Linked DNA regions of Homo sapiens: region 1 is linked to region 2. The links are chromatin contacts, found by Hi-C or POLR2A ChIA-PET in ENCODE. All regions are on one chromosome and are shown on one strand. The core of a region is the stretch at or near the end of the contact, and the rest is flanking DNA. Distances in the headings are between cores, read along the strand shown. Region 1 overlaps TACC2 (transforming acidic coiled-coil containing protein 2). Region 2 overlaps TACC2 (transforming acidic coiled-coil containing protein 2).

Region 1 (3,839 bases), core at 179-2,678, 62 kb after region 2:
TCACGCTCTCACGTGAACTGGCTGGTGCTCGAATGCTGGTGGATCTCACCAACGACCAGAAATATCTGGATGTGCCTGCCTCGGAGCTTCCAGCCAATTCACAAGCACCTCTCAGCACCTTCTGATTTTGGCTTTGGGGCTTTTCAGTGGCTGCCTCTGAGAGACGCCTGTTCTATCTCCCATTGCTGAGTCTCATTTTATCAAGTCCCAGGCCTCCGTGGGACTGGCTGTCCAGCATTTGTATCAACCAAGCCTGGCTCTCCAAACCCACAATTTCACAGCACTTTCCTTTCTGCACTTTGCATCTCACCTTCAGCATGACCTGAGTCTTCGGCCTTAACGCTTGCCCTATTATGTGATCATGTGCACTTGGGAATTTCGGAAGAAAAAAATCAAGAGGCCTGGGAGGAAGGGCTGTTAGTGCTAAATGCCTTCCAGATGGTGATGTGAAATGGGAGATAAGATGCTGTCACCCATCTGGCCAACAGGACTGATGTGTTTGGCCTGCACCTTGGGGGCTGTTATCACCCTCCCGTGACAGCCTGGGCCACTCTGGTGTTTGTCCTTGCACAAGGGCTTAATTTGGCAGCTCCAGCCAATCTCTGAAATGAAATTTGCTATCAGTTCAGTGAGGGATCTGCCTAGCGGGACTCAAAAGCCCTGACCAGGGAATCAAAGGACAACAGCTGCTGACGGTGTCTCACTGCGGCCGGATCTGCAGGGCTGTCGGGCTGAATGTGAGCCCTGGAGCTGTGTGTGTGGCTGGAGACTGCAGCCGAATGGGCAGTGGGACCAGTTGTTGTTTGTGAGGACCTTAGCAAGGTGCTAACTCAGGGACAGCAAACTCTTCAGATCCATCGTCTCTGATCCATTGGTAATGGTTCTCTAGGGATCTGTGTTGCGATGGATTCTGAGGTCTTGTCTAGCTGGGCTTAGCAGGAAAGAACGCCTTGATCAATAAGTCATGGCTGTCTGCTGAAAGCGTGGTGGTTTATATGCTGTCAGCTCTGTCCTAAACAAAAAGAAATAGCAGGTTGAACTTAAATCAACATATCCTTCCTCTTCCAAAAATATAAACACTCTACATGAATTTGAATTCAGCTTCTTCGTTATTCCAATAAGGTTTGGAAAACACTGATTAACTCCTTAAATGGAAAAAGGCATCCCAGATGTTTAGCCCCAGGCTAGCTTTCCGCCAGAGGAAGACAGCAAGATAACTCTAGCAGGTGGAATGAGACTACAGAATGTGCGGACCCCATATCAGTGCCCTGCTCTCTCTGGGCTGGGTTTGGCAGCTGTCTGGAAGGTTCTGCAAAGGCCTGGGATTGGTCCTGGGCATTTGTTCAGGGCCCGACTTCCTGAGAACAATGTCTTTAAGAGGAGTCACTGCTGGTCACGGGAGGCTTGAACGCAGATGGGAGCTGACTGGGGTTGTTGGTGAGGAGCTGGCTGCCGGCTGCCCCTACCTGCTTACTCGCTTTGCTTGAGCAACATTGCCCTCTGGCAGCTCAGGGGGAGTTCAAGGGACCTTGACTAGGCTCCTGGAGGACCAGCTTCCGAATGCCGTGGAAAGTCAGGGAGGGCTTTACTCAGTGGAAGGACCTGATCAGAACTTGAGTTGGGTCATTCTGGTGGCTGTGGGGCCTTGGATCTGAGGGGACAAAACGGAAAGCAGGCACAGCAGGATAGCCCAGGAGTCCTGCTCAGAGAGGGCAGATTCCAGAAGGAGAAGGAGGTGACTCAGCAGGAAGGGGTGATGAGGGGCATGGGAATGAGAGAACTGGAAGTCAGTGCCAGGGCCTGGCGGGCTGATGGTGCCACTACCTTGCTGGGAAAATTGGGGGAGGAGGAGGAGGGTCAGGAGGGAAGAGGAGAAGTTCTGTTGGGCCCAGGAGGTGTCTGTGGGGGCCCATGTGTTAGCGCTTGGGCTTGGATGGTGAGTCACTGAGTGTTTCCTCGTGGGAGCCTGACCTCCTCGGCCCCTGGGTATGAGCCAACAGGCGGTGGAAGGAGGGGGGCGCCTTTCTTAAATGAGCTGTTGAGTCACACTTGTTTGATGCCTTTGGCTAACGGGACCCAGCCAGCGCAGGAAGGGTGTGGCCATGGCAGTTGGGACCAACAGAAGGAAGGGAGGAGGGAGCAGCCAGGTGGCCCCTCAGGAACAGGAGCAGCTGTGGGTGTTAAGGGCAGGCGGGGGAGCTTGGTGAGTGAGCCTTGGTTGTGCTGCCCCAGGGTGTTCTCAGAGATGGGGCAGGTGTAGCCTTGGGCATCTGCATCAGATCCCAGGGCTGTCAGCTGTCACAGAGCTGGCTTTGTTGTGATTAGCAGCGGGCCACAGATCTAAGGTAGCATCTCCCCCCCACCCGCCACTGTTTTCTAAGACAGAGATCCTTCCTTGCAGTTTGATAAACAGTACCCTTAAATCACAGAACCACAAACAATACCACCTTTCCACAATTTGCATTAAACTAAGTAAAATCTTGGTGGGATGTGTGTGGTGGAGGGGGGAGCACAGCAGTGTAATTTCTTGAGAAAGCGAAGTTAGACTAGTAGTTTGCGTTTGTAAGTGGTCCATTTGCCGATTATGAGTACATGTCAGCCTCCAAAGTGCAAAATAGCTCTCTTAAGGAGCTTAAATGCCTCTGGTAGTTTGCATTATTCATTTTGAGTCATTCTTTTACAAAATGATTAATTTTAGCCACTGCCCAAATTGTTGCAAATAATAGTTTGACAAAGGAGGCCAGTCACTCCATCTGTGAATCCACTTTGCTGTTTTGCTGGGTTTCCTCCAAGCACTTGTAATTTTTGTTCCCCCGTGGATTGGTCTGCTCTGGGCTTTCCTAGGTCGTTATTTCTTGGGCTCTGTTTTCCTCTGTGGAGCCCCGAGGGAGCAGGCAGCATGGGTTCCAGCCCTGGCTCTGCTCCCACACTTGGTTGCAGCCAGTTGGACACTTGGCGGTATCCCCTCTGCCTGCTGTGGGCGGCCTGGCCCAGGGTTGCGATCCTGCGGTGGATGTGGCAGATGTGGCCCCTGTCCTCGTGGAGCTCTGAGGCCAGGACGGTGAGGGGCTGGGAAGTGCCTGCTGGACCTGCAGAATCTGCTAAGCTGTGACCAGACTTATGGGCAAGACTGAGTCCTCTGTCCAGTGTACAGTGTGGGTGCCTATGGCAGCTGCCCTTCAGACCAGGGTGCTAGCCTGTCAGGTGGACCTCGAAGAGATGGAGTGAGCAGACATAGCAGCCCAGAGGCCCACGCACCCTGGACTCCTGCAATCTGGGAGCTCCCTGGAGGTGTTTACCCGCAGAGGGAAGCAGTGATCCCTCACTGCAAGGGCTGTGACGCCACAAACCCCAGCTACCACCTCAGGCTGGGTTTCAGGCCGTCTGTGCTGAGTCTTGTATTCCAGCCTGGCTACCCCAAGACACCTTCAGCCTGGCCAGTCCCACTGTGGACCAGAGCAGGGATGGCTGGAGAGGCTGGGAGGGTACCACCCTGAAAGCTGTTCCCAGGCTTTAGTCTGTGGAGGCCGTTGCTAGCCTTGCTTTTTGCCAGTGGGGAAAATCAGAACCTCTTCTGCACTGCAAGCCTGTGCCTTTTGGCTTTTGTGGGGAGTGGTCTCCAGTGCTACCCCCGGAGGCCCCGCACGCTGTGGTTCCCTGGCTGTCCAGCAGGGGGCACTCGTTCCCTACTCGAGGGCCACACTCCGTCTCTGAAACTCATTCCTCCCCCAGGACACGGGTGGCCCAACTGGTCCCGGGGCAGGTTCCCGAATTTCCCATCATCCTTTTCCCCTGGATTTTTCTCAGCCTTGGGATTTGCGGGCAAAGCCTGGGGAATT
Region 2 (3,821 bases), core at 605-3,104:
GCGCTAGGTGGGCCTGTGAAAGAAACTGATCTGGGAGCCCAGGCCAGGGAGGCTACCCTGAGAAGCGAAGAGTGGAGCTGCAACCTGGTGGGGAGCAGAGGGCTGCAGGCTCCAGGCAGATGCATGGCTGGGGAGCTTCATGCGGAATGAGGCAGGAGAGGGAGGTTGGGGCCACAACTGAGAGCAAAGCGAAGCCACAGTGGGGTGACAGGAGCAGACTTTGATTTCTAAGCTGTTGGTCTGGCCACAGCTGGCAGAACAGAATGAAGGGGGCCAGAGAGGATGGGAGAAGGGAATGCTGCACTTGTTCGGTGAGAGGCTGGTGCAGGCAGCCAGTACAAGGCAACGGGAGGCAGCGCCACAGGGCTCAATCTTGCTTTGCGTTACCGGCTCTTTGACCCTGGGTCCTGTCTTGAACTTCTTCGGGAAAATGTCCTTGTGTGTACAATGGGGCCACCCTTCTACCAGGCTGTTGTGTGGATTAAGCGCAATCGTAACTGAAAAGTGCCCAGGCCAGGCTCAGTGGCTCACTCCTGTAATCCCAACACTTTGGGAGGCCGAGGCGGGCAGATCACCTGAAGTCAGGAGTTAGAGACCAGCCTGGCCAATATGGTGAAATCCCATCTCTACTAAAAATACAAAAATTAGCCGGGCATGGTGGTGCACGCCTGTAGTCCAGGCCACTCGGGAGACTGAGGCAGGAGAATTGCTTGAACTCAGGAGGTGGAGGTTGCAGTAAGCTGAGATTGTGCCACTGCACTCCAGCCTGGGCGACAGAGCGAGACTCCATCTCCAAAAAAAAAAAAAAAAAAAAAAAAAAAAAGTGCCCAGAGGGTCTGGCCTGAGTCAGTGTTTAGTACATGGCAACTCTCTATCTTTACGGCTTTGCTTTATGGTTTTGCCGACTCCTGAAAACCTGGTCGTGCAGGGGCCATGTTTGTGTTTTCTGTAGCTGGCCTCCTTCCTCCCTTTAAGCATTGCATGTGTGTGTGTTTCCAGAACTATGCATTTAAGAACCCATCTGCATCCCCATCATCTGCTCAGACCTTGGTTGTGGCAGATGACCCCCTGCCAGCCCCTGCCCATGCTTCTCCCTTCACTGTGCTGTGTACATCTGGTCTGTGATGGAGGCTCTAGTCCCTGGGCCCTCCCTGACCTCCACACAGAGGCAGTGCCCCCAGAGGGTGAAAGGCTTCCATTCGGGGTGCTGGCCTGCGGATTCTGAGCAGAGGCTCTATCCCACACATTTCAACTCAATCTCGAAGCATAAAAGGATATTATGTAAGCTTCAACTAATGCACAGCCCTCAACAGATCAGTTCTTAGAATTTTTCCTGCCCTTAGGCAGATCTGCTCCTGGTGAGCAGCTTTAATCTGGCTTTAAAAATTACTTCTGATGGATAATCAAAGAGATTGCTGGTACCCAGCTTATGCTAAATAAACCAATGTCTGGGTTCTTATTTGGGAGGAGTTGTTGTGTGTCCCATACTCCATGGAAAATTTGTTCCTGGTTGCTTTCTGATAAGACCGCACAAGTTTACAAGATGCCAAAATATAATTTATCATCTTGTTCCAGATGGTAACGACTTCAGCCAGCCTGAAGGGAAGCCACATCCTTTCCTAAGTTGGCAGTTCCTGTCAGAGGCGTGGACAAGAAAGTGGCTTCGTTTCTTTCCAGCTTGATAAAGCCGACATAAATAGGAGCACTTCATTTCTGAATTACACACCATTACTCTTATCACATACTAAACTGTTTGACTTCAGTTAATGGGTGGGACATAATGAAATGTAAAGTGCTTGTTACAAGGAAAATTGCCAGGTCCAGATGCTGAGCAGCGAAGGGTGGGGGAGGAGGCATCGGGTTTCGTTCTGGACCTGGTGCTTTCCAGAAAGCCAGGCCAAGACACTTTATCCAAACCCCAAGTAGTTTTCCAGATGTCAGCCCACTCGGGCCAGGGCTCTCCATGGGCCCATCTGTCTTCCGTGACCATTTGTGAATCGGAGGGTTTTATATAATTTACCCTCTGAGTTTTCTCTTTTTTGGCCTACTCAGCTCTGCTTTTGGGTCAGAAAATGCAAATCTGGTTGAGACAGTAGCCAGCTCTCTTTTGGGTCCTCAGGCACCATTCCCATGTCCTATGTGCAGGAACAGGCATTAGATAAAGATGAGTGCAGGGGTGGTTCTGTGTACATGCCTCCTTCAGGGATGTCAAATGACGCCGCGTGTACTTCAGAGGTGAGGAGCAGGACAGAGAGGCTGGAATGGGGCTGGGGGAAGAGGCTCTTGCCTTCCTTGGAAGTTTTTATTCTGCATAGCAGAGTGAATAAGAAGATTGTGTCCAGTGGAATCAGATGTCCATGTTGAGATCCATGCTTAGCCTCTGTTCTCCAGGGTTCTCATCTGCAAATGGCATGGGTGGTACCCACCTTGCACAGCTGTTGGCAGGGCTAAATGAGATAATCCACACAAAGCACTGAGGCCTAGTGAATTTCATCTGTTATTATTTTCCCAACTTTTTGTTTTGGAAAAACTGAAACCTCAAAAATGTTGAAAGGATGGGACAGTAAATACCCACCTGTCTATGGTATTAGTCTGCTCGGGCTGCCATAAGAAAACACCACAACTTGAGTGACTTAAAATACAGAAATGTATTTTCTCCTGGTTCTGGAGGCTGGAAGTCCTGGTCAGGGTGCTGGTGGAGTTGGTTTCTGGTGAGGCCTTTCTTCCCAGCTTGCAGAAGACACCTGCTTTTGATGTTCTCACATAGCTTTTCCTTTGTGTATCTGCATTCCTGGTGTCTCTTCCTTTCCTTTTTTTTTTTTTGTTTTTTTTTTGTGTTTTTTTGTTTTGAGACAGAGTCTCACTCTGTTGCCCAGGCTGGAGTGCAGTGACATGTTCTCAGCTCACTGCAGCCTCAACCTCCAGCACTCAAGTGATCCTCCCACGTCAGCCTCCTGAGTAGCTGGGACTACAGGTGTGCACCACCATGCCCAGTTGATTTTCATATTTCTTTTTAGAGATGGAGTTTCGCCATGTTGCCCAGGCTGGTCTTGAACTCCTGAGCTCAAGTGATCTGCCTGCCTCAGCCTCCCAAAATGTTGGGATTACAGGTGTGAGCCATGCACCCGGCCTCTTCCTCTTCTTATAAAGAACACCAGTCCTATCAGATTAGGGCCTCACTACTATAACTTCACTTAATCCCAACTGCCTCCTTAAAGTGCCTGCCTCCAAATACAGTCACATTGGGGATTAGGGCTTCAACATATGGATTTGAGGGGGGCACAGTTCAGTTCATAGCACATATTTTAAAAATTTAACAATAATGCACTTCACCATCTCACTGTATGCATCCCTCATGTATGAATGCATGTGCACTGCCTGGTGTGGAAAACTGGAATTTTGGTAGCGGACATTGAGAGGAGAATCTTTCCACTAGCCCCCTCCAGAACGCTGTGGGCTTATGTGTGTGTGAATATGTGTGCATGTAACAAACAGTTACAAAAAGATTCCATAAATTTTCCTTTGATATTTCCCCTATAATAACTTTAAAGAAAATGGTAAAAGCTTTAGAAAAACCATACTTATGTTAACTTTGTCTTGAGGAATTTCTCTTGTTAATAGAATATATATGATCATAACAAGTATATAGAATCACAATTATGTAAAAATAACAAGAATTGTACCCCCAAACAATTGTGTAGGAAAAATCAGGAAATTCACTAGAACTCTGAAAGTGGCAAGCATGTAGCAGTATTTTTTCTGATTTTTTTTTCCTACATTTTCCACACTTTGTGTTGGCCACATATTATTTTTAAAATTAA

Evidence for each region. A loop is a pair of places that touch in the nucleus more often than their neighbours do. ChIA-PET counts read pairs that join two places held with the same protein, here RNA polymerase II (POLR2A). Pooled maps may share reads with other maps.
Region 1: a loop to region 2 is called in a pooled map, with 5 times the contacts of the local background. The contact joins two enhancer-like sites. A Hi-C loop is called at or near these places in 3 of 168 maps with a recorded cell type or tissue (cardiac septum, endothelial cell of umbilical vein and psoas muscle) and 6 of 50 pooled maps. POLR2A ChIA-PET finds 5 or more read pairs at or near these places in 4 of 52 experiments (MCF 10A, Panc1, WTC11 and 1 more).

Annotation. Positions count from the first base shown.
Region 1 is chr10:122,139,328-122,143,166 of GRCh38, forward strand. The region is part of intron 6 of TACC2 (transforming acidic coiled-coil containing protein 2); the gene reads left to right. Among named protein-coding and RNA genes, the nearest start is that of BTBD16, 130 kb to the right of the region's middle. RefSeq lists enhancers at 1,827-2,121, 1,847-2,141. Within about 2 kb of position 1,429, at least 21 of the 41 ENCODE cell types and tissues checked have a DNase peak (open chromatin) inside an H3K27ac peak, as active enhancers do; they include psoas muscle, where a contact is called at or near this core.
Region 2 is chr10:122,077,402-122,081,222 of GRCh38, forward strand. All of the region lies in intron 3 of TACC2 (transforming acidic coiled-coil containing protein 2), which reads left to right. Among named protein-coding and RNA genes, the nearest start is that of TACC2, 90 kb to the left of the region's middle. RefSeq lists an enhancer at 1-204. Within about 2 kb of position 1,855, at least 5 of the 41 ENCODE cell types and tissues checked have a DNase peak (open chromatin) inside an H3K27ac peak, as active enhancers do; they include psoas muscle, where a contact is called at or near this core.